Regions from separate parts of the Homo sapiens genome. Here all the other regions are linked to region 3. A link is a loop called in an ENCODE intact Hi-C map of the cell type or tissue named here. Cell type or tissue: PC-9. All regions are shown on one strand. Links, peaks and the distances in the headings refer to the core of each region. The heading gives the core; the rest is flanking DNA.

Region 1 (8,575 bases), core at 286-8,285, 62 kb after region 3:
GTTGTGGGTAGGGGGAGGTAACCTTAAAGTATGAAATATAAAATCTTGTTATAATTCACTTGACAGTAAATATTTAAAACTAAGTTAAATAGCCCAAGAGAGTTATCTATACTAACACAAGTTAGGAAAGAATGAAAAGATGGTTGTTAGAAACAAATGCTTCGTGCTGCAAAGAAGAATCAGCACTCTGGCAAAAAGCTTTCTCAGCAAGGCAATTCACTTCTGAAGAAGGGTGCCACTCATACCTGGTGTGGTCACAAGAGCACACCGAGCAGGGTATGGCAGGGGTTTTTATCCCTAACAAAGTTCCTAGCACTTCTGTGTCCTTTCCCCATTGGCTGGGTTTGGACCTCACAATCTAAGCTAACTTGATTGGCTAAGGTTTAAAATTGAATACAGTTAATTTCCATGTATTAACTTTCTAGACAACCTTGAACAGGTCCTTGTACAATTAAAAGATTGGGTCAGATCATCTGGCAGATTTCTTATTGGGTAGTTACAAATGACTAGATAAATAGTAGTTCCATAAAATTTAATTTCTAAGATAGGACATTTAATGAATTTACTGAAGCTGATATTGGGCTATAACTTAAATGGTTTTGACTCAGTGAAAGTTGAGTTAATGAAGGAAAAAGTCACCTTTCAGGAGCATTTGCTCCCAGGGGTGGCACATTAAACAGCATTATTGTGATTATGATCTTTACCTCTTCCCCCAAACTCCCTTACATAACCAAAGGTTTCCTCTTAAGTCTTCTTTATTTCTCTTTAAATGTAGAGGTCATTTAGTTCTTTAAGGGGGAAAAGACAGTAATTTGAAAACGTTCAAATGCCAACATTTTTTTCACATTTAAAATCAGTAAAATAATTATTCTTAGGGCAAGACAAAATGGGTAAAAATGACTCATATATATTTGCAGGACTACGGGAGTCATAATAAAGCAAAACATTTTTTTCTGTATGTCCAGTGTTAGATTTATAAAATCAAAGTCATACAAAGACTGATGTTTAAGCACATTAATCTTCTATTATAATGTTTAGACCTCTCTTAGCTTGGCTTTAATTGTAAAATCACAGGCCTTGAAGAGAGAATAATTAACTCTATTACTGCAGCAACCACTTAAAGATCTAAATATTTTGGAGTGTTCTATTTGAAAATTAGAGGGAGAACTAGTCACTACAAAACCATCTACAGATCTTTGTGTTCTTTTTATTCTTTCTCCTCAACATGTAGTTTGTTGCATTTGTAAGGGAGAGAAATAAAAATATGTTTTTGGGCATAAATTTTAAGATTTTTAAAGCCTGTTCTTTTCATTCTGTCTTCTTCAGAGTGGTCTGCTGACTGATGAGGCAAAACATTTGTACCCTTGGACATATCTCAAAATAATAAGAGCTATCTATGACAAACCCACAACCAATATCATACTGAATGGGCAAAAACTGGAAGCATTCCCTTTGAAAACTGGCACAAGACAGGGGTGCCCTCTCTCACCACTCCTATTCAACATAGTGTTGGAAGTTCTGGCCAGGGCAATTAGGCAGGAGAAGGAAATAAAGGGTATTCAATTAGGAAAAGAGGAAGTCAAATTGTCCCTGTTTGCAGATGACATGATAGTATATCTAGAAAACCTCATTGTCTCAGCCCAAAATCTCCTTAAGCTGATAAGCAACTTCAGCAAAGTCTCAGGATACAAAATCAATGTACAAAAATCACAAGCATTCTTATACACCAATAACAGAGAAACAGAGAGCCAAATCATGAGTGAACTCCCATTCACAATTGCTTCAAAGAGAATAAAATACCTAGGAATCCACCTTACAAGGGACATGAAGGACCTCTTCAAGGAGAACTACAAACCACTGCTCAATGAAATAAAGGAGGATACAAAGAAATGGAAGAACATTCCATGCTCATGGGTAGGAAGAATCAATATCGTGAAAATGGCCATACTGCCCAAGGTAATTTAGAGATTCAATGCCATCCCCATGAAGCTACCAATGACTTTCTTCACAGAATTGGAAAAAACTACTTTAAAGTTCATATGGAATCAAAAAAAAGACCACGTCGCCAAGTCAATCCTAAGCCAAAAGAACAAAGCTGGAGGCATCACGTTACCTGACTTCAAACTATACTACAAGGCTACAGTGACCAAAACAGCATGGTACTGGTACCAAAACAAAGATATAGATCAATGGAACAGAACAGAGCCCTCAGAAATAATGCCACCTATCTACAACTATCTGATCTTTGACAAACCTGAGAAAAACAAGCAATGGGGAAAGGATTCTCTATTTAATAAATGGTGTTGGGAAAACTGGCTAGCCATATGTAGAAAGCTGAAACTGGATCCCTTCCTCACACCTTATACAAAAATTAATTCAAGATGGATTAAAGACTTAAACGTTAGACCTAAAACCATAAAAACCCTAGAAGAAAACCTAGGCATTACCATTCAGGACCTAGGCATGGGCAAGGACTTCATGTCTAAAACACCAAAAGCAATGAGCAACAAAAGCCAAAATTGACAAATGGGATCTAATTAAACTAAAGAGCTTCTGCACAGCAAAAGAAACTACCATCAGAGTGAACAGGCAGCCTACAAAACAGGAGAAAATTTTTGCAACCTACTCATCTGACAAAGGGCTAATATCCAGAATCTACAATGAACTCAAACAAATTTACAAGAAAAAAACAACCCCATCAAAAAGTGGGTGAAGGACATGAACAGACACTTCTCAAAAGAAGACATTTATGCAGCCAAAAAACACATGAAAAAATGCTCATCATCACTGGCCATCAGAGAAATGCAAATCAAAACCACAATGAGATACCATCTCACACCAGTTAGAATGGCGATCATTAAAAAGTCAGGAAACAACAGGTGCTGGAGAGGATGTGGAGAAATAGGACCACTTTTACACCATTGGTGGGACTGTAAACTAGTTGAACCCTTGTGGAAGTCAGTGTGGCGGTTCCTCAGGGATCTAGAACTAGAAATACCATTTGACCCAGCCATCCCATTACTGGGTATATACCCAAAGGACTATAAATCATGCTGCTATAAAGACACATGCACATGTATGTTTATTGCAGCACTATTCACCATAGCAAAGACTTGGAACCAACCCAAATGTCCAACAATGATAGACTGGATTAAGAAAATGTGGCACATATACACCATGGAATACTATGCAGCCATAAAAAATGATGAGTTCATGTCCTTTGTAGGGACATGGATGAAACTGGAAATCATCATTCTCAGTAAACTATCGCAAGAACAAAAAACCAAACACCGCATATTCTCACTCATAGGTGGGAATTGAACAAAGAGATCACATGGACACAGGAAGGGGAACATCACACTCTGAGGACTGTTGTGGGGTGTGGGGGAGGGGGAGGGATAGCTTTAGGAGATACACCTAATGCTAAATGATGAGTTAATGGGTGCAGCACACCAGCATGGCACATGTATACATATAGTAACTAACCTGCACATTGTGCACATGTACCCTAAAACTTAAAGTATAATAATAAAAAAGAAAAGCAACATTTGTACCCTTGTAGTTTTCTTAAACCACAAATCCAAATTCCAATCCTAGAATGTAACTCCAGGATATGAAAGATGGGAAAGAATAATATTACAGTGTAAAATTTGAAGAAAACTAAGAGAGGAATTTTCATACTTCACTAAATTCTCACATCTAGTAGTTCTGGGTCAGTGCCCTTATTGCCCTTACCTGACATTTAAGGCATATATTGTGCATCTTTGTAAGTAAATCTGTGTGGATACAATATAGCTTTTTGAATAGATGTTGATTTTGGTTTCTGAATAAAAGTTTCTCTTGTGATGAACCTCACAGTGGCAAAATGTAGATATGAGAAGGAGAAAACCATTTCTTGAGTAAAAATGGTAAAAAAAAATTTTTTTTTTGATCTCACGGCAGCAAACTTCCAAAGGCCTTTGATGTTTGCCATTTTGTTGTGATAGTTAACTAATCTATAATGTTTGGGACTATTGAGTTTTGTGATTTGACATTTGTTGTATTGGAATCTGATCTGTAAACTAGTAGCATGGCTTGATGTAGAGCTTTGACTAAAGAGACTGAGAGAATGAAGACTAGGAAATGAATTTTTACTATCTCTTCTCAAATGTTTGTCTAAAATTAGTCAAGAACTTCATTTCATTAAAAACGTTAAAGTTTTTTTATTTATATATGACCTCCAAAAATGATTGAATATTTTTTGAATACAAATTCTGTGCCAGTCAGCACACCAGCTTTTTACATGATTATCTCATTTAATCCTTAACACAACCTCATGGAATAGATGTTATCTTCATTTACAGATAAGGAACATTGGGTTCAGAGAGAGAAGTATTTTGTTCAAGACCATTTTTTCAGCTGGTAAATACATGACAGAGGTAGGACTCAAAATTCAGGTTTTGTCTGATTCCAAAGCCTGTGTGCTTAGTCACTATTATAAAAACAAACTCATAGTTCTTGAGTGAGGGAATTATTTAAGGCTTAAGTTACATTTACCTTTTAGTTTAAAAGACAGTATATGTAGTGACTGTGTATCATGATGATCCGTGGTACTGATTATTGAAATCATTCCACAGAGGTAGGCATGTGCAGGTTGTTGAATTGTACTATTATAGATCAATTGTGCCTGGCACTGTTAACATTTTGAACTGGGTAATTAATTTGTTCTGGAGGACTGTCCTGTGTACCATAGGATGTTTAGCAGCATCTCTGGCTACACTCACTAGATGCGTATACCACTCCCTTGTGACAATGAAAAATTGTCACGACTTTCAGAAAAATCATCATCCTTCTATCTCCAACAGAAGAGTGAACTCATGTTTAACTTCATGTAGGTACAGATGGGATATTTATCAATATGTATATAGTACATAGATTAATAGACACACATATTTCCTTGTTCTGTCAGCTGACAAGGTCTAGAAGCAGTGACTGCTCAGTAGCAGTAAGCAGACCTTACATTCAAATCTTGGTTTCTAATATTCTCCAACACAAGGAACCAGGACTCCTTTTAGAAATGGCAGATTCTAGGACTGGGTTGGAAAAAACTACAAGATGAGCCTGGAGCATTTTGTAGTGCCAGAAACTAAGGAAGTTCTCACAAAAAAAAAAAAAAAAAAAAAAAAGACAAAAATCCCCCACAATTATAAGAGTATGCCAAAGGGACACAGAAACTAACAGGAGAGCTCTCAACTGCCAAATCTGGAATAATTTATGCAAAAAAAATAAATAGAATAGTATTGCATTATAACCCAAAGTATAAAACAAATATCCATGAGCCCATATTGATATAAATAAATGATCTCATAAATTAATAAATTGAAGTGAAGTAGACAAATCTCCTGTGAGGAATTCCAAATAATTTATGTAACTACCTGCCCCCAAGGTGTGGGACATAACTCCCCACTCCTTAGGTATGAGCTACCCATAGTGACTTCCTTCCAAAGAGCACAATCAGTATAGGAGAGGGAAAAATAATGCTCCAGTGGAGAAATCTGATGAATACTACCTTAGCCAGGTATTTAAAGTTAACTTCAGCAGTGATAAATCATATTGATAGTGTGTGTATCCTTAACATGAAGTAATAAGAATGGCACTTTACCTTACTCGTCTTCCTCTCAAAAACACATAACCCCAGTCTCATCGTGAGAAAAACATGAGACAAACTACAATTGAAGGATATTCTACAGAATACCTGTTTACTACTCCTCAAAATTTTCAAGGTCATCAAAAACAAGGAAAGTCTAAGAAACTGTCACAGATAAGGGAAGCCTAAGGAAATATGACAAGTAAATGTAATGTGGTATTCTGGATGCGATCCTGGAAAAGGGGAAAAAAAACTTTAGGTAAAAAATTAGGAAATTTGAATAAAATATAAACTTTAGTCAATAATGTATCAATATTGGTTCATTAATTGTGAAAAATATACCATAGTAATATAATATATTGATAATAGGGGGAATTGGTGTAGTATATGGGAACTCTATACTATCTTTACGATTTTTCTGTAAATCTAAAACTTTTCTAAAATAAAAGTTTTATTTATTTTTTTTAAAAAGGCCTCAAAACATTGCCATATGTCTCTAGGGAGCAAAATTTCACCTAGTTGAGAAAATCACCATTATAGTTAATACCATAGAGAAAAAAAGTATATTTCATTTTTGTTTCTGTTGAGTCCCTAGTGGAGAAATAACATTAATGGAAATGCCTAGGATACCTAGTAGGCACAAAGGTGCAAAGTACATATTTACTTACCTTTTCTAATCTCTCTCCCCTTCCCCCTTAAAATTTTAGTGTCCTTGAGGGTTTTATATTTTTGTTTTTCTTCTCATTCTGGTAGCTGTCTTGGATTACCTCATTTGTGCCTGTAGCTTCACATATCATCCATATGTTGATACTACCAATTCAAAATCTTTAGGCTGATCTTAGCTTCTAAGTCTAGCTTCAGAGTAAGCATCTATCTATACTTTTATGTCCCATAACATGTCAAATTCACTAGATTTGAGTCACAAAACCTGATATCTCCTGCATTCTCTGTCTTGTTCCACCAACTGAATATGTGGGAGTCATCCTAGATTCCCTCTACCTTAAGGCCTGAATTATTGTACCCTCTTTCTCTCACTATGTCTTCCACATCTATGGGTTTAAAACAGAAATTTGATCCTCCTAATACCCTTTCTCTTAATCTTATAATGGTTCCTCATTGCATGTAAGAAACTTTTTTCTCCACTGTCATGTACTTCAATATCTCTAAAATTGACCCCTTCCTGTTTTGAGCCCCTGAATCTATTTTACTGGTTTCTGTGGTAATACAAATAACACACCACTGACATTGCTGACCTGTCTCCCCTTCTACTCCACCTAAGCTCCTAGAGTGCAAAGAGTCTATCTTTCTGTTCCCATGGTGGTTCATTTATGATGACTGAATGAGTGAATGTGGTTTCAGATTTATGGTTATAGATTTTATTCAGTGTGTTCAACTTGACTGGTTTCCTGTGTTTTGATATTTCTCTGAGTATGGCTTTATAAATTCAATAGTAGTAATGAGATGTTTTTTATTTATATTAGCAGTGGCTTTCCATTGAATATTATGATTTACCTCATACTTAGTTCCTTATATACATTTTAGGAGTTGGGAAAAGCAAGGTAGTTAAAATCATATCAGAAAGGAACCTTACTGTTTTTTTTGTGTCTACATATAGTACAATAAAAGCATAATTTTAGTATCTTTAATGTAGATGTTTGATTAGATATTGAAACCTTTCAACTATAATTAGATTAACAGATCTCCTGCTCCATCCTCATTCCCATTTATTAGTTGCTTCCTTTCAGACTGTGATTTAAAGTTTGAGTGATGCGCCTATTCTTTCTATAGCTAACAGAATTGTTCCAAAGTGCAGTGCAGCTGCTACTGAAGCTCCTTAGGTCAATACATTTTTCTGTAATAGAAAAACATGTGTATTGTGTTTTGTCTCCATAGGGATCTTAAATCTAATCCATTTAATTTAAAATAATTTTATTTATCTAGAATGTTACTTAATATTTTGTATAAAATATGCTTATTCTAAGAAAATGTTTAAGAGTTCTTGTCAGTGATTATTTTAAAATGAAAACAGGTAATGCAAGAGGCAGCTGGACAATTTTTGGATATATATTGTCTCCAAGTTATATTTCTTCAGAGGAATGAATAACAAGTTTGTTTCCCCCGTTACTACGAACTACACATTATTTTTGGAGGGAAATAAAAGGGGGTACTGATGCTTTCTGACATCACCCTAATTCTCTCTATGAAAACAGAAACCAAAGCCTCAAGAATTTGGGCTATTAAAATGTAATATTTGAGCTCCAGAAACCTGTTCTTAGAAGTATGCCGATTGGGATTTATGTGAACTTGGGGGTGGGGGAAGAGGGGTGGAAATGAGATTTCTTAAGAATAATTCCATTACTTTTGAGGCTGAGACCTAGTTCATAGCTTCAAAGTATGATTGGGTTTCTCATAATTAATTATCTTTTTGCTTTCTTGCCCCATGAGGGAAGTCTATAGTAACTACTGGATAGAAGTAATTATTGTAAAACATAGTTCAAAGTCAAAATCTTAATGACTCCTATTAAATTTCTTTTTGATATGACTTTTTATGGAAATCTGTTAAATGTTTGATAATTTTCATTATCCCAAAATAATGAGACTATTATCTGATATGGCATACTGTGTCAGAGGTCTTCAAGACCACTTCCAAGTGTGGTGATTTGTTAGGATAACTCAGAGGGCTCAGTGCATAGTCCTACTAATAGCTTTGATTTATAGCAACAAAAGGAAAAGGCAAATGGTGCAAAGACCAAGGAATCCAGGCTCAAGCTCCCAGTGGAGTCACACAGGATGCCCTTAACTCCTCCAGTATTGAGTTGTGACAACACATATGAAATGTCATATGCCAGGGAAGCTCATTAGTGACTCAGTGGCCAGGATTTTTATGGAGGCTTGTCACATGGGCAGCCTTAGCCTAGCACATACCAGATTTCCAGACTCCCAAAGAAA
Region 2 (8,575 bases), core at 295-8,294, 250 kb before region 3:
AAGGAGAGTAGGCTATGTTCTAGACAAGCAAGAGTCTTTGGAGGACCGTGGTTTAAATGTACTGGTGACTGAGAAGCAAATACATTTCATACTCCAGCAGCCACTTAGCACGTCCACCTTGTCTGCTGCACTCTCGGCAAAACCTTCCCAGACCCCGGGGGCAGTGAGCCACTCCTCTGGGCTCCCACAACATTGGGCCCATGTCTTTATTACACGACTCACTGCATTGTCTTTCATTTATTAGCTTAGCCATCTGTCTTCCAAGATGGACTGCCAGCTCCTCGAGGGCACTAACCAAGCCTCATTCATATTTATATTTTTGGTTTATTCCCTAGCACAGAGCCTGGCACTTGGTACATATTGACTGACTCCTCAAAGGAAGGGAATGGAAGACACTGGTAATAAGATGAACCAGGAGCTTCCAGATAGCTGAACACATGGAGGGTGGTGCATCCAGAGAGGACACAGAAGCTCCACACTCCTAGCCCCAAACCACGCTCTATGTGTCTCTTCATCTGTATCCTTTATAATAAACCAGTAAACATAAGGTCTATAAGAAAGTAATAGGGTTAAGTGAGGTCATAAGGGCAAGGCCTTATCCCACAGGACTGTTGTCCTCATGAGAAGAGGACGAGACACCAGGGAACCTCTCCACACAAGAATAGCCAAGAGGCCATATGAAGACACAGCCAGAAGGCAGCCACCCACCATGAGGAAGGAGAGACCTCATCAGAAACCAACCCTGGTGGCGCACTGATATTGGATCTAACCTCCAGAAATGTGAGAAAATAAATTTTTTTTTTTTTTTAAAGATGAACTGGTGTGGGCGTAGAGTTTTACAGTAGAAATAATATGTCAAAGAGGTTAAGTTTGGTCTTGGGAGTAAACTGGTTCAAATTCCAGTTCCACCACTATTTTAATGAGGATTAGGTTTGGCTGTAAATGACAAACCCCAAAACAATAGCAGCTTAAGCAAGTTAGATGTTTACTTTTCTCTTTCATGTAACATTTTGGAGGTGGCCACCTCAGGATTCCCAAGTTAGCTCCAGCATGTCCTCAGGGACCAAGGCTCCTGCTCCCTTGCGGCTCTGCTGTTGATGGCCTTGGTCACATCATGGCACTGGCTGGCACCCTCTGGCTCAAGCTGTCACGTCTGCATTTCAGCAGCGGAGAGAAGGCTGAGAGTTCCAGGAAGTTGCACATACCGCTTTTGCTTATATCCTATTGCCCACAATTTAGTCACATGGACACCTAGCTTCAACAGAGTCTGGAGAATGTAGTCATAACTCTAGAAGGCCACATGCTCAGCTAAAAATGAGGGTCTACTACTGTACAATAAGGAGAAATTAGATTTTAGAGGAAAATAGTTTCTGTCATACTAGCTGTGTGACTTTGGGGAAAGGAATTAATCTCTCTGATTCTCAGTTTCCTCATTCAAGAGTTAGAAGAACGCAAGCAAACACCTTAGCAAAGTGCCTGGCACTGATGAAGGGTTGAGCTATTATTACTTTCCTTTGGTTGTGGCTAGGCTAGCAGGAGGCAGTATCCCTCACAGGGAGAGTGTACATGCAAGCCTGCCCGAATCTGAGTTTTTTTTCGTGCCACTTACCAGCTCTGTGACTTGGGGTTTGTTACTTGACCTTTCTGAATCTTAGTTTTTTCATTTATAGAATGGAGGCAGCAATAATCCTTTCTTTATAGGGTTCTTGTGAGGATTGAGATATTGTATGTAAAGCATTTCATAGGGTACTAAGCAAGAGAGACTCTAAAAGTGCTGGCTTCTTCTATTATTACTAGTCAAGACAAGCCCTGAGTGACCTTGAGATCGACCATGAAGAAGATGCTGGAGAAGGTTCCATAGGATTCTGCCTGGCCACCAGACTCCAAAATTCAGCTCGTTCTAAGGGGCGGGACTGATGCTGTAACCAGGAGGCAATAAATTAACTTGACCTCCAATGACTGTATAAGTACGCTTGCATTTTGAATTCTCTCCAAATACAGCTGATCTTAAACGCAACGGGAACATCCTCTGCCTTCCTGCACGTTTTCACTCCCCCAAACTGTCAGCAATTCTCATCTACAGGGTGCCTTTCCCAAAGGGCTCAGGCAATAAGCACCAGGATGAGAAGTGGTAAAGCCAGAAGGAATTTCTGGCCCCAGCAGGACCTGGAGGGCTGTGCCCAGGCTGTGTATACGCTGGGACTGCCTGTCCCCTCAGGCAGAAGTTGCAGAGAAGCAAAAAATAAGCCAGGATCAGGTGAGCCAGACTTCAGCTTGATGAAACAAGCAAAACACACTATTTCTCTTTAGCTCGGGCTCCTGGGATTAGCGGTTAGGTCCCTAGAGTATACTGGGTGTTTATTCTCGGAGACCCGAGGCTCCAAGGAGTAGCAAGAGTCGGAGGCACAGGGCCTCCCCAGGTAGCTCATTGTTGGTTCTACTTCTTGCAGAAGCCAAATTGGGATCCTCTGCCATATACCCTTCATGTTCACAGGCTGCTTCTCAATTCAGCATCAGCTGAGCAACTGCCAGGGATCCCCGAGAGACAGGAAAGACTGGGTGGGAAATGGACGACTGCGGCCCTGCTGGTTCCCACGCTTCCAGGCTCCCAGGGCACCCTTCCCACTCAGCCCTACTGACTGCCATAGTGACTGCTCCATCAGTTACCATGGCCGCTCGGCAACCCACCTGTAAACGAAGCCACTGTTCGATCCCAGAAAACTCCCAATTAAATCACAAATCTGATGTTTTTCTGCTGTCTGCGAAGAGGATGTATCACCTGAAGCGAAAAATTGGAAACAACCTAAATGACTAAGGAAAAGGGATTGGTTGCACAAACGATGGTTGCATCATTTCAAGTAATATTATGTGGCCATTAAAAAATATAAATCATTTTTCTGAGGATCCAGCAAGATGGCAGAGGTAGAGCAGAAGAAGAAGCGGACCTTCCGCAAGTTCACCTGCTGCGGCGTGGACCTCGAGCAGCTAGCTGCTGGACATGTCCTACGAGCAGCTGATACAGCTGTACAGTGCGCACCAGTGGTGCCGGCTGAACTGGGGCCTGCGGCGGAAGCAGCACTCTCTGCTGAAGCGCCTGCGCAAGGCCAAGACGGCGGTGCCGCCCATGGAGAAGCCGGAAGTGGTGAAGACTCACCTGCGGGACATGATCATCGTGCCCGAGATGGTGGGCAGCATGGTGGGCGTCTACAACGGCAAGACCTTCAACCAGGTGGAGGTCAAGCCGGAGATGATCAGCCACTACCTGGGCGAGTTCTCCATCACCTACAAGCCCGTGAAGCACAGCCGGCTTCAGGGCCACCCACTCCTCCTGCTTCATCCCCCTCAAGCAGTGGCTCAGCTAATAAAGGCACACATGTCTCAAAAAAAAAAATTATATATATATATATATAAAATCATGAGGATATATATAATCATGAGGAGATATATATATATATATATATATATATATATATATATAAAAATCATGAAGATTATGTGGTGACTTGGAAATATGGTTATATTATGATGTTCAGTGAAAATATAAAATCTCATCTCTGCCATGAGTGCAGTGGTAAAAACTATATGTATATCTGGATAAAGAAAAACACACCAAAAAAGAGAAAAAATGGGGTGGGAGGATGGTGGGTACAATTTCCCCTTTCATGTATTCTGGTATCTTTTCCTGCTGTTTGTGCACTAAATAAGAAAATCATTTTAAAATCTTGCTCACTAACCTATCATGCACTTTCACCTTCCCCCAAAGAGGAAAAAGCCTCATTCACTGAAATTTGCTAGTGTAGCTCCTTTGCTTATTTTGATATCAACTTTTCAATCAATATTCTCAGGAAAAGATATGACTATTTTAAGTTGAAAGCAAACCACAGACGAACTCAGTTCCCTGGTCAATTATCCTCCCAGTAGGTGGTGACAGTTAAAAGCAGCTCCTTAAGGGCCAAAAGCAGCTCCTTAAGGGCCCAAAACAGCTCCTTAAGGGCCAAACCCTGCAGTGAGGCCTGTAAATAACTTAGATTCTTCAGGTGCTCAGCGTTTGAATTCCTGGATCACCTGCGGCAGGCTCACCTGAAGTAGACATTAGAGGTGGGGCTGTTCTGCACCAGGAACAAAGCTACTCAAAAATCCTTGACTCTTTGAATTTGGCTGAGTGAACAGGAAAATTAAGAAATCATCACTTTAAAATGACCCAGAATTTCAGGAGCCACTTTAATACCATTCCTGCCACCAACTCATTGTGTAAGCCTAAGCACATCACTTAGCCACTCTCCAGACTAAGGGAACAGATTGTAGCCTGCCTGTAAATGGCTGATGGACAGAAAAACATGAAAACGATGGTGCTGAGCACTTTGCAAAAAGGAAACAGAGTTCATTTGAAAGAACCTGGGATCTGGAGTCAGAAAGTCTGGATCCAAGCCAAAATCTGCCACGCATGAACACTGGGACGTTAGGCTATTAGTTTCTGAGTCTGTTTCCTCAGTAAAATGGGGATAATACTCTGCGCAACTGGATTGTTTTGACATTTAAACGAGTTTATGAGAAAAAGCTTTGTAAATTGTAAAGCACATGTATTAGTTTTTAGGGTTGCCATAATAAAATTCCACAGACTGTGTGGTTTAAACAACAGAAATTAATTTTTTTTTTTTCACAATTCGTGAGTCCAGAAGCCTGAGATTAAGGTGTCAGCAGGGTTGGTTTCTTGTGAGGCCTCTCTCCTTGGCTTACAGACGGCTGCCTTCTCTCTGTGTCTTCCCATGATCTTTCTCGATGTGTGTCCGTGTCCTAGTCTCCTCTTCCTATAAGGACACCAGTCATATGGAATTAGGGCCCACCCAAATGACCTCATTTTAACTTCATTACCTCTTAGAAGACCCTATCTCCAAATACAGACATATTTTATCTGTTTTATTGTACTTGGCTTTATTATGCTTCACAGAAACTGCTTTTTTCACAAATTGAGGGTTTGTGGCAACCCAGCATTGAGCAAGTCTATTGGCATCATTTTTCCAAATACATGTGCTCACTTCATGGCTTTGTGTCACATTTTGGTAATTCTCATAATATTTCAGACTTGTTCATTATTTTTTCTGTTATGATAATCTGTGATAAGTGATACTCGATGTTACTATTATGATTGTTTTGGGGTGCCATGGACTGTACCTATATAAAACAGCAAACTTAATTGATGAATTTGTGTGTTCTGATTGCTCCACTGATTGGCAGTTCCCCAATCTCTCCCTCTCCTTGAGCAGAAATCCATGGATAAGTGGACCTGCATAGTTCAAACCTGTGTTGTTCAAGGGTCAATTGTATTTTAAGCCCACTGTTGCGACCTGCTGCTCAGAAAAAAAGATTTCTTTCCAAATATTACTGTTCATTGACAATGTATTTTGTCACCCAAGATCTCTGATAGAGATGTACAAGGAGATTAATGTGTTTATGTCTGCTAACACAACATCCATTCTGTAGCCCATTGATCAAGGAGTAATTTTGACTTTCAAGTCTGGTAATTTAAGAAATACATTTTGTAAGGCTATAGCTGCCACAGATAGTGATTCCTCTGATGGACCTGGGCAAAGTAAAATTGAAAATCTTCTGAAAAGGATTCACCATTCTAGATGTTACTAAGAACATCTGTGATTCATGGGAGGAGGTCAAAATATCAACATTAGCAGGAGTTTGGAAGAAGTTGATTCCAACCCTCATGGTTGACAAGGAGCTTAAGACTTCAGTGGAGGAAGTAATTGCAGATATGGTAGAAATAGCAAGAAAACTAGAATTAGAAGTGGAACCTGAAGATGTAACTTGAGAAAAGAAAAACAGCTCAGACCAGAAAGACTTATACCTACCCATGCCTGGGGGTAATTGTTGAAAGACATTTGTTTCTGAGCAGCTGCCTCACCCATGATCTTCTTGTTCCTGGAATTTGTGATACAAAGGACAATGTATAGCCAATGAATAGCTTATGTTATTTTAATATAAATTCTTGGTAAACACCTTCAGAACTTGCTCTTCTTTTTTCTTTTAAAAACCCACTTATACCTGCTGCTAATTAGAGCATATGTTCAGGGCAATTTGATTCTATGCTCCTATGTTGCAATCCTCAAACTTGACCCAAATAAACTCTCTACTTACACTAATTTTGCCTCAGTTTGACATTTTGAATTGCTGCAATTTTATGATAAAACTTGAATGGATAAGGAATTGCTTATCATGGATGAGCCAAGAAAGTGTTTTTTTGTTTGTTTGTTTTGTTTTTTTTTTTTTTTTTTAGATGAAATCCACTCCTGGTGAAGATGCTGTGACCATTGTTAAAATGACCACAAAGGTTTTAGAATATTACAGAAGCCTAAAGCAGTGACAGGGTTTGAGAGGACTGTGTCCAATTTTTTTTTCCATCTGTGGTATATGATGAGGTTTCTCTTCAAATAATCTGATCAATCTTTTATTCTTTAATTCATAGTTACCCACCCTCTTTTTTTCTCCTTTTTTCTCCTTTTTTTCCGTTTTGCCTTTGTTAGGTGCGCAGGCACGCCACAGTACCAAGCGTTATGAGTACCAGCTCACATTCCTTTCCTTATTTGGAAAGAGGACTTTCTAGCTCATTACAGACACCCTTTCCCCTTCCTCTCCACTTTATTTTATGTGCCCACCCTATCTAAAAAAATCATATGTTTAGCCAACCGGATTAGTTTAGATTGTACCACCTGACCCCGGCCAATGAGGAAAGGGTACAGGGGCAGGACTTGCGTCAGGAATAAAGGCTCTCATGCCCCTTTGTTCAGGTGTGCTCTCATGGCGACTGGCCAAGGAGGCATCCCTCTGCACAGAAGTAAAATTGCTTCGCTAAGAATCCTTTGTTTGAGTGTTCAATTTCCTTAGGATTTTGAGCCTTATTCCTAACACATCCGCTCAAGAATTTATCCTTTGAGTTATAAAAACAATCCAATTACACTCTTTACATTATTTAAAAATGTACTATTCGGCCAGGCACAGTGGTTCACACCTGTAATCCCAGCACTTTGGGAGGCTGAGGCGGGCGGATCACCTGAGGTCAGGGGTTCAAGACCAGCCTGACCAACATGGAGAAACCCCGTCTTTACTAAAAATACAAAATTAGCTGGGCATGGTGGTGCATGCCTGTAATCCCAGCTACTTGGGAGGCTGAGGCAGGAGAATCACTTGAACCCGGGAGGCGGAGGTTGCAGTGAGCCAAGATTGCACCACTGCACTCCAGCCTGGGCAACAAGAGTGAAACTCTGTCTCAAAAAAATAAAAAATAAAAATAAAAATGTACAATTAAGTTATTATTGACTATACTCATCCTATGGTGCTATAAAACAGTAGGTCTTACTCATTCTGTTTTTTTACATTAAATGCTTATCAACCATCCACACCTCCCCCCATGTTTCCTAATACCCTTCCCAGCTGGTAACCATCCTTCTACTCTGTGTCCATGAGTTCAATTGTTTTGATTTTTAGACCCCACAAATAAGTGAGAACATACAAAGTTTGTCTTTCTGTGCCTGGCTGATTTCACTTAACATAATAATCTCCAGTTCTATCCATATTATTGCAAATGACTGGATCTCACTCTTTTCTTTTATGGCTGAATAGTACTCTATATGTGTATGTATGACATTTATTATTTATTTATTTATTTTTTTGAGACAGAGTCTTTCTCTGTCGCCCAGCCTGGGGTGCAGTGGCACAATCTCAGCTCACTGAAACCTCCGCCTCCCGGGTTCAAGTAATTCTCTGCCTCAGCCTTCCAAGTAGCTGGAATTACAGGCATCTGTCACCATGCCTGGCTAATTTTTTTGTATTTTTAGTACTGACGGGGTTTCACTATCTTGCCCAGGCTGTTCTTGAACTCCTGACCTCGTGATCCACCAGCCTCGGCCTCCCAAAGTGCTGGGATTACAGGCGTGAGCCACTGTGCCTAGCCCCACATTTTCTTTATTCATTCATCTGTTGATGGACACTTAGGTTGCTTCTAAATCTTAGCTATTATAAACAGTGCTGCAACAAACATAGGAGTGCAGATATCTCTTTGATGAACTGATTTCCTTTCTTTTGGGTTTACTTTCAGTAGGATTGTTGGATCATACGGCAGCTAAATTTTTAGTTTTTTCAGGAACCTCCAAACTGTTCTCCATGGTGGTTGTACTAACTTACATTCCCACCAACAGCATATGGGGTTCCCTTTTCTCCATGTCCTTGCCAGCATTTGTTATTGCCTTCTTTTGGATATAAACCATTTTAACTGGGGTGAGAGTATATCTCATTGTAGTTTTGATTTGCATTTCTCTGATACTCAGTGATGCTGAGCACCTTTTCATATACCTGTTTGCCATTTGTATGTCTTCTTTTGAGAAATGTCTATTGAGATCTTTTGCTCATTTTTTATTGGATTATTAAATTTTTTTTCCCCTATAGAGTTGTTTGAGCTCCTTATGTATTCTGGTTATTAATCCCTTGTGGGATGGGTAGTTTGCAAATATTTTCTCCCATTCTGTGGGTTGTCTCTTCACTTTGCTGACTGTATTTTCTCTGCAGAAGC
Region 3 (8,575 bases), core at 105-8,104:
GTCTAAGCAAAATAGATAAGAAGTTGCTGATCGTAATTGATGAGAATGACGTCACAGTGGAATAGCAGATAATGCATGAGTGGTGAATTTCCTCGTTTAGTCTTACTTTGAGGCAGCAAATAAATCCTTTATAAGTGTTGCATTACTTTTATGGTGTGTGTGTGTGTGTGTGTGTGTGTGTGACAGAGAGAGAGGCTTCAATCCTTAAATCATGTAATATTAAGAAAAAACAAATGAATTCACTTAGAAGATTTGGGGCTGGATCTATATTTTTTCATCATTTTAACATTTGGGGGTTAAAATTTCCAGACCGTTGGAGACGACATCCATCCAGAACAGAGTAGATCCTGGAGATTCTGGATAAATTATCTGCAAGTGCATTTTTTTTTCCCAATAGATTGAGTTTATTATCAACATTCAGTTTGCTGATTAAAAAATTTTTCAGTATATCGATATTGAACTCGAGTTGGAAGAGGCGAGTCTGGTCTCAAAATGGAGGGCCATGATCCAAAGGAACCAGAGAAGTTGAGAAAACTGTTTATTGGTGGTCTGAGCTTTGAAACTACAGATGATAGTTTAAGAGAACATTTTGAGAAATGGGGCACACTCACAGATTGTGTGGTAATGAGAGACCCCCAAACAAAACGTTCCAGGGGCTTTGGTTTTGTGACTTATTCTTGTGTTGAAGAGGTGGATGCAGCAATGTGTGCTTGACCACACAAGGTTGATGGGCGTGTAGTGGAACCAAAGACAGCTGTTTCTAGAGAGGATTCTGTAAAGCCTGGTGCCCATCTAACAGTGAAGAAAATTTTTGTTGGTGGTATTAAAGAAGATACAGAAGAATATAATTTGAGAGACTTCTTTGAAAAGTATGGCAAAATTGAAACCATAGAAGTTACGGAAGACAGGCAGAGTGGGAAAAAGAGGATTTGCTTTTGTAACTTTTGATGAGCATGATACAGTTGATAAAATTGTTGTTCAGAAATACCACACTATTAATGGGCATAATTGTGAAGTGAAAAAGGCCCTTTCTAAACAAGAGATGCAGTCTGCTGGATCACAGAGAGGTCGTGGAGGTGGATCTGGCAATTTTATGGGTCGCGGAGGAAACTTTGGAGGTGGTGGAGGAGCTATGGTGGTGGAGGTGGTGGCAGCAGAGGTAGTTATGGAGGAGGTGATGGTGGATATAATGGATTTGGAGGTGATGGTGGCAACTATGGTGTGGTCCTGGTTATAGTAGTAGAGGGGGCTATGGTGGTGGTGGACCAGGATATGGAAACCAAGGTGGTGGATATGGTGGAGGTGGTGGAGGATATGATGGTTACAATGAAGGAGGAAATTTTGGCGGTGGTAACTATGGTGGTGGTGGGAACTATAATGATTTTGGAAATTATAGTGGACAACAGCAATCAAATTATGGACCCGTGAAAGGGGACAGTTCTGGTGGAAGAAGCTCGGGCAGTCCCTATGGTGGTGGTTATGGATCTGGTGGTGGAAGTGGTGGATATGGTAGCAGAAGGTTCGAAAAACAGCAGAAAAGGGCTACAGTTCTTAGTAGGAGAGAGAGCGAGGAGTTGTCAGGAAAACTGCAGCTTACTTTGAGACAGTCCTCCCAAATGCATTAGAGGAACTGTAAAAATCTGCCACAGAAGGAACGATGATCCATAGTCAGAAAAGTTATTGCAGCTTAAACAGGAAACCCTTCTTGTTCAGGACTGTCATAGCCACAGTTTGCAAAAAGTGCAGTTATTGATTAATGCAATGTAGTGTCAATTAGATGTACATTCCTGAGGTCTTTTATCTGTTGTAGCTTTGTCTTTTTCTTTTTCTTTTCATTACATCAAGTATATTGCCCTGTAAATTGTGGTAGTGGTACCAGGAATGAAAAATAAAGGAATTTTTAACTTTTCAAAAGAAAAATTTTTCAGTATATCTGCATAAATGAAATTGGTCCATCATGTGTATTAGAGGAAGCTATCCTTACTCCGTTTGTTATCAGGATTATGTTAGCTTGAAGAATGGACTGATAAACTTTCTATAAGGCTTATTACAGGCTTTAACCTGTAAAATTGATCTCATCGTAAACAGCTTTGAGAGTATACAGATAGTTGACTATTTTTCTTCTCTGGTTTCTTCAGATACTCTTCATCATCTTGGATTTGTTTTAATAATTTATATATGTTAAAGAAAATAATCAAAACTGTGCAGATTTATAAATCTTTAAAATTGTACACAATATTATATATTTTAAAACTCCCTACATATGCAGTTTTATCACCCTTCTCATTTATGGTACACCATAAGACTCACTTTTTGATGCCAAGTGTTCTCGAAAATGTCCTAAGGAAGATCATTGCTGGAACAATGTTATTTTTGAGACTTTTGTTCCTTATAAGGAAATAGACATCAATTAAGGAGGGAATTTTTTTTTTGGAGGTGGAAATGGGTAGTATGATCAAGCAACTATATGTATATTTCCCTGGGGAACACGGCATTAAGAAGAGAAAATAATCCCAACTATTAACAATTTCATCTGTGCAGTGGTTTTTATTCTGCAACATTGTCTTTTCTATTTTTGTACATGTTTTCTAGAAAAGGTAAACATGTAGTAGAAATAAATGTGATGTTAATTGCTATGGCAGTGTGTCTGTACACATTACTTTTTTCTCCTGTCTACCCACCTTCCATTGGCAATCACCCAACTGGTTAGGTAAATGAGGGTGGATGGATAATAAACGTTTCTTCACAATTACTTCCTTAGCTCTCAAAAGGGATTCTGAAGCATTCCATTATAAGTGCTGCTTACAGACATGCTGAAATGACCACTTTTTGCTCTGGAGTGATATTCTTTGCTTAATAAAGAACAAGAGATCACAATATCTTTCTTTCCTGAGCAGAAGCAGGGCAAACTGTTGATTCCTTTTTGTTTTTTTCCTGCAAAGAAAGGACCTTGCTTATGTCACCCAATTTCCCCTTTCAGGAAGGGGAAGTAATTTTTAGTAAGTCAAGGTATGTAGTAGCCATAAGGTCTTCTGTTTAGGATTAAGGTTCAGTGAAGTCATTTGGCATTCATTTATTTTTGGAGTTTTGATCCGAAAGCTGCTTCATTGCAGAATTTTAGTCTGAATTATGTTCTAAAGATTGATGATCTCTCTATGGGACTTCACTGTAACTACTCCATTAGGACATCAGATTTAGCCAAGTATTTATGTGTTAATTTTGTTGGATTAACTTATGTGCATAGACATACACACACACACACACACACACACACACACACACTGAAGCCTCATTGTTCCCTTAAATTTTAATTTTTATTTGATATCTTTTCATAATCTATTGAGAAAAGTTATGATGGGAATGCAGTACTGTGAGTTTGCACTGACAATAAAGGTTGATCTATGACAGCCTCTTAGAAGCAACTACTTTAAAATATTTTATAGTGGGAAAAAACCCCACAAATGCAGTTGTTGTTTTGTATACTTTTTTCTCTGTTGACCTGAATAGGATTAAATAACCTCTAGGGTGATTTGCCCATTCAGCAAAGTGGCACAGGCCAAAAAGGAGATTAAAGTAGGATGAGGGGGAAACAAGGAAAACATGACAAAGGAAAACCCAAGATTAGAAAGACTCAGTGAAGAAATTTTACTCAAAGAAATAAAGAGGTTTTTTCTTCCTTCAGTATCCCCAAAGCAATATAGCAGGAAATCTTACTTTGATTATCCATCAACAAGCAAGAGTGGAATTAATAAGTTGACCAGCAAATTGATACATTCCACTGTGCACGCAAAAGTCAGACCCTTATAAGTAAGCAGTTGCATGATATACTTTATAAGTATATAAGCACATATGTTACAAGTTCTTCATGGGAAAGCAGACCAGCTCAGCCTAGCCTGAATGCCACCTAGTGTTCTCTTGTATGTATAGGATACAAGTGGAGCCAATGGTTGATTAATTGAAAATGACAATTAAGATAGGGAATTACATAAATTGATATAAATTTTCATGAGCATTTGATTTTTAACTTAAAGCATATACTGACTGGAGACTGCTGTCATCTTTCTTGCATAAACAACATATAATGCTTGTCTCCTGTTTCCAATTCAAATTTCCATAAAGTAGAACAAGAGCTTAGCAAACTGAGTATGGAATCCTACTCGATTTTTATATTTTTTATAACAATTTTTCTTTTCTAACATTTTGAGATTTACCTTTCCAAAGCTTTCAGTGTTTTCCCAAAACATTTATCTGTTTTCATAGAAACACCCTTTTTGTACTCATATTTCATAATATTTAATTAAATATTAAATTGCATAATCACAAATTGGCATAAAAGCAGTGAGAATGAACATAACTTGGTAAAACAGAATGTGAAGACATACTGCTATTGGAGTAGTCTGTTTGATTTAGCTTGCCTGTGGGCAGCTGCATGTTTTAAACAGGAAATGTAGAGCTAGCCCTTACATAGTGGAGATAGCCCATTTGGGGAGTTTCTGCTCTGTTTGATTTGGCTGATGCCTGTATTCTTCTTTAGGGATAATTAGCTATGATAGGCCTTTATGGCTAAGACTTTAAACAATAATACTTGGTGAAGTGAGTTGTCAAGGAGCTAAATATACACATTAGTATGAGAAGAGAGCAACACGCAATCTGATTTCAGAGCTGGTGCACTTAACCATCATGCTATCTACTGCTTCCCCTTGTGGGAAGTATTAGCATGCCACTTTATGTCCATAATATAGCAAGTAGATAAGAAATGGTGCATAGGAAATAATATAATTATGCTGACCCTTTTCTATATTAAACATTATTCTCAAAAAACAGAGCATATACCTCAGATATCTCTAGAAGAGTTACCAAAACTGATCTTCTATTAGGTTAACAGTATGCCACTAAATGAGTAAGAACAGGAATTATGCAAGCCATTTATGTAGATGAAATTCAAATAGAATTATAAATAACAAAACTGAAAAAGCCATTTGGTTGATAATTATTATTTGGGATGCATATTTTGCTTGTTTTAAATTAGTTTTCAGGGTCTTCTTCCTTTAGGGGTAGCTTAGCTCAGTCTTTAGCCTGATTCAGTTCAAGAGAAGAAAGGCTAACTACTTTTTACCCATAAGAGGCAGTGCAGCTTACTCTCTGGAGTCAAGCTAACAAGTATGACCTGTCCGTACATTTTAATTTCACTTAGTAGCTGTGTGACCTCGGGCAAATTACCTTACCTCTCTTGTCTCAGTTACCTCATTATAAAATAGGGATTAGTATCTATTACACAGAATTTCTTTTATTTATTTATTTTATTATACTTTAAGTTCTGGGATACATGTGCAGAATGTGCAGGTTTGTTACATAGGTATATACATGTCATGGTGGTTTGCTGCACCCATCAACCCATCTCTACATTAGGTATTTCTCCTAATGCTATCCCTCCCCTAGCCCCCCATCCCTCGACAGGCCCCGGTGTATGATGTTCCCCTCCCTGTCTCTATGTGTTCTCATTGTTCAACTCCCACTTATGAGTGAGAACATGCGGTATTTGGTTTTCTGTTCTTGTATTACACAGAATTTCAATGAGAATTAAATGGATTCATGTGAAGTTCTTACAACAGTGCCTGGTGTATAGTAAATGCTCAGTAAATGATAGTCATCATCATCCTTATCAACCTTGAAAAAGGGAAATAGTGATATTATTGTTGAAAATATAGCCAGAAACATGAATCTGAAGTATGTAGTATTGGAGATTAGGTACAGAATAAACAAGAAGTAGAACCAGAGAAGGCATACGTGAAAAATTAATGTGTGGTCCAGAATAGATGTCATAGTTCTGGGCATTACCTCTTGTTCATTAAAAGATAAATAGTGGGTCAGGGTAGAAATAAAAAAATAAGCTGGAGGAAGGAAATAATAAAAATGACATAGAAATACAGTAGGATAAATTCGAGAGTGGACTTTCTGAAAAATCCCAATAATATATGAGTACCTACAGCAAATCTAATTGGAAAAGAAAAAGAACGGGGGAAATCATTTAAAAAGTTAAAAAGAGGATCAGGGAGAGATCCTAAATAGTGTGAGAGACTGCTATGCAGAGTTGTGTGGTAATATATTTGGAAATCTTGATGAAATCTAAAATTTCCTAGCAGATATAAAAATCAGCTAGAGAAATAGAAGACTGTGATTATGTCATTCTTCTGCTTGAAATTCCCCTAAATAGCTTCCCATTGTTCTCAAGATAAAGATAGATACTTTCAACTTGTCTTCCAGTCCTCCCTGATCTGACCTGTTTCTTGCCATCCAGGCCTTGCATTCTTTTCCCTTGGGCTCCTGCACTCTGGCCATATTGATCTTCTTTCTGTTCATCTAATACTGTTCTCTTTTGCACCAGGACCTTTGCACGTCCTGTTTGTTTTGTGTGTTTTGAACACTTAATTTCTATTAATCCTTAGATTTCTACTCAAGTTTCATGTCATGGGGAAACTGAACCTTACTCTTCACAGACTAGGTTTGGGTCCCTGTGCCATCTGCTCTCATAGCTCCTTATACTTTGTTTTCATACTTAACACTATTAACAATTATTTCTGGGTATTTATGTCTCTTTCTCCCCAAGTATATCATAATTTCTTTGATGGTAGAATTGATGGCTGTTTTGCTTATTCTTGCCTAGCACAGAGAGAGGTACTCAGTATTTTCTGATTAAATAAGGACTTGCATAGTCAAATAACCTCTTCCGTTTTTTCTTTTTTCTCTCTCTTTTTTTTTTGGAGATGGAGTCTTGCTCTGTCGCCCAGGCTGGAGTGCAGTGGCATGATCTCGGCTCATTGCAAGCTCTGCCTCCCGGGTTCACGCCATTCTCCTGCCTCAGCCTCCCGAGTAGCTGGGACTACAGGCGCCCGCCACCACGCCCGGCTAATTTTTTTTTTTTTTTTTTTTTGTATTTTTAGTAGAGACAGGATTTCACCATGTTAACCAGGATGTTCTTGATCTCCTGACCTCGTGATCCGCCCACCTCAGCCTCCCAAAGTGCTGGGATTACAGGCGTGAGCCACCACGCCCGGCCCCATTTTTTCTTTAATAGTGAGATTTAGAAACCCATCCTCTCTCTCTCTCCCTCTCAAACATAAAAAACAACCTAAGTTGTTTCACAGACACATTCTTGTAAGCTTTCTAGGAAATAATTTTCTATATCCAACTGTTTTGTAACATACCCATATACATATAGAAAGCTATCCAGTTCATTTTATTTCAATCTCAAATTTGATAAAGTACCAAAAAGTAGTAATACAGACCTAGTTCAGTCATGAATATGGATGGGAAAAGTCAATATAAAATTCTAGCAAATCAGATTCAGCAGGATATTAAAAGAACATTTCATAACATAAGTTATACATTGAATTTAAAAAGTAGGTGAATATTAGATTAAAAATGAAAAACCACATGGTGATCTTAATGCCACAAAAGAGTTTGATAAAACTCAATATTCATTCTTTATAAAAGTATTTAATGGTTTGGATGAAGACTTCTTCAGTTAAAGAAAAACAAAGAAGAATTTCTGTCCAAACCAATATCCCAGTATCTTGCTATATAATGAAATGATAGAGTCATTTCTATGAAAATAGGATAAAATAAAGAGGCTTGCGGATACAGCCTTTTTTTTTTTTTTCCAAGTTCTAGACAATGCAATAAAACATAACAGAAATTAGAAGCAGGGCTTTTGGAAAAAAGGAGATACAGTTCCCATTTATTTGCAGGCCGATTGGTTATATCTAGAAACCAAAGAGAAAATTAAAAACTTTTGGAATTAGTAAGAATAGGTATGAATTAATATGAGAGTTGAGTTGGATACACATGTTTTTGAGCTGATTCATGCAAAGGCTTTCCAAGCTCCTTTGTGTTTTACTAGGTTGTGTTTGCTTAAAGTTGGCTCGCTAGTACGCAGTCATGAGTCAGGGGAAGAGAAGGAGCCTGACTGGCTCCTATATTGTTCTGAGTCATATTTCTTTTTTTCAGTGGAATTAAACCAACATGATTGTTGAAAGAGATCAAAATTTGGCAGGTTTTCATTTGCTTGATATCTGTAAACAGACTTTTCTTTCAGGAAAGGAATTTGGAGGAGGGCAGAGCCATCATTATCTCTTTTTTACAAATCTACAATTTCCCATTTGACCCTTACAATTAATCTGAAAGTCAATTTGTGTTTGAGATTATACGACAGTAACAGGTTGATAAGCAGACATTTCTATGTCTTATTCGATAAGAAATACTGAATTAAGTTGGAGAATGGAGGTCATGTGCTGCCCCGTACATTTCTCATCTTGTCCTCAGCAAGGACTATATGGTAATTTTCATAGATTTTGTCAATTAAATGACCGATATTTGAGTACCTTTTAAGTGCTAGTTCCTGTTCTTGGTGGTAGGATTGCAGTGGTGAAGAAGATATATTCTGTTCTTAAGAGGATTACATTGCAGAGGGGATAGATAGATAATAAGCTGTGTATAAATAAGATAAATTTAATTATAAATAATACTGATAAATATAGAGAAGATAAAATAGGTATTGACCAATTATGAATGGCAT

What was found. A loop is a pair of places that touch in the nucleus more often than their neighbours do. Peaks named below come from ENCODE experiments on the same cell type or tissue, not always from the same donor. Only the 100,000 strongest peaks of a DNase experiment are listed, where the experiment ranks them.
Region 1: it touches region 3 in a loop (2.2-fold over the local background); 2 of 110 quality-filtered maps call a loop at or near these places.
Region 2: it touches region 3 in a loop (3-fold over the local background); 4 of 110 quality-filtered maps call a loop at or near these places.

Annotation. Positions count from the first base shown.
Region 1 is chr1:113,511,250-113,519,824 of GRCh38, forward strand. The region is part of intron 1 of MAGI3 (membrane associated guanylate kinase, WW and PDZ domain containing 3); the gene reads left to right. Among named protein-coding and RNA genes, the nearest start is that of MAGI3, 130 kb to the left of the region's middle. In PC-9, for the core only: no CTCF peak of the experiment used is centred there; a DNase peak (open chromatin) is centred at 4,442; H3K27ac peaks cover 1,212 bases.
Region 2 is chr1:113,195,912-113,204,486 of GRCh38, forward strand. It overlaps LOC643441 (a long non-coding RNA gene), which reads right to left. Exons shown (of 3, transcript NR_038846.1): 2 at 5,862-5,931; 3 at 870-2,779. It also overlaps the pseudogene RPS15P1. Among named protein-coding and RNA genes, the nearest start is that of LRIG2, 130 kb to the left of the region's middle. RefSeq lists an enhancer at 2,606-3,111. In PC-9, for the core only: no CTCF peak of the experiment used is centred there; DNase peaks (open chromatin) are centred at 950, 4,060 and 5,880; H3K27ac peaks cover 1,171 bases.
Region 3 is chr1:113,449,208-113,457,782 of GRCh38, forward strand. All of the region lies in intron 1 of MAGI3 (membrane associated guanylate kinase, WW and PDZ domain containing 3), which reads left to right. It also overlaps the pseudogene LOC100421402. Among named protein-coding and RNA genes, the nearest start is that of MAGI3, 63 kb to the left of the region's middle. In PC-9, for the core only: CTCF peaks have their summits at 3,919 (motif pointing left) and 4,124; DNase peaks (open chromatin) are centred at 3,924 and 7,944; H3K4me3 peaks cover 893 bases; H3K27ac peaks cover 1,098 bases.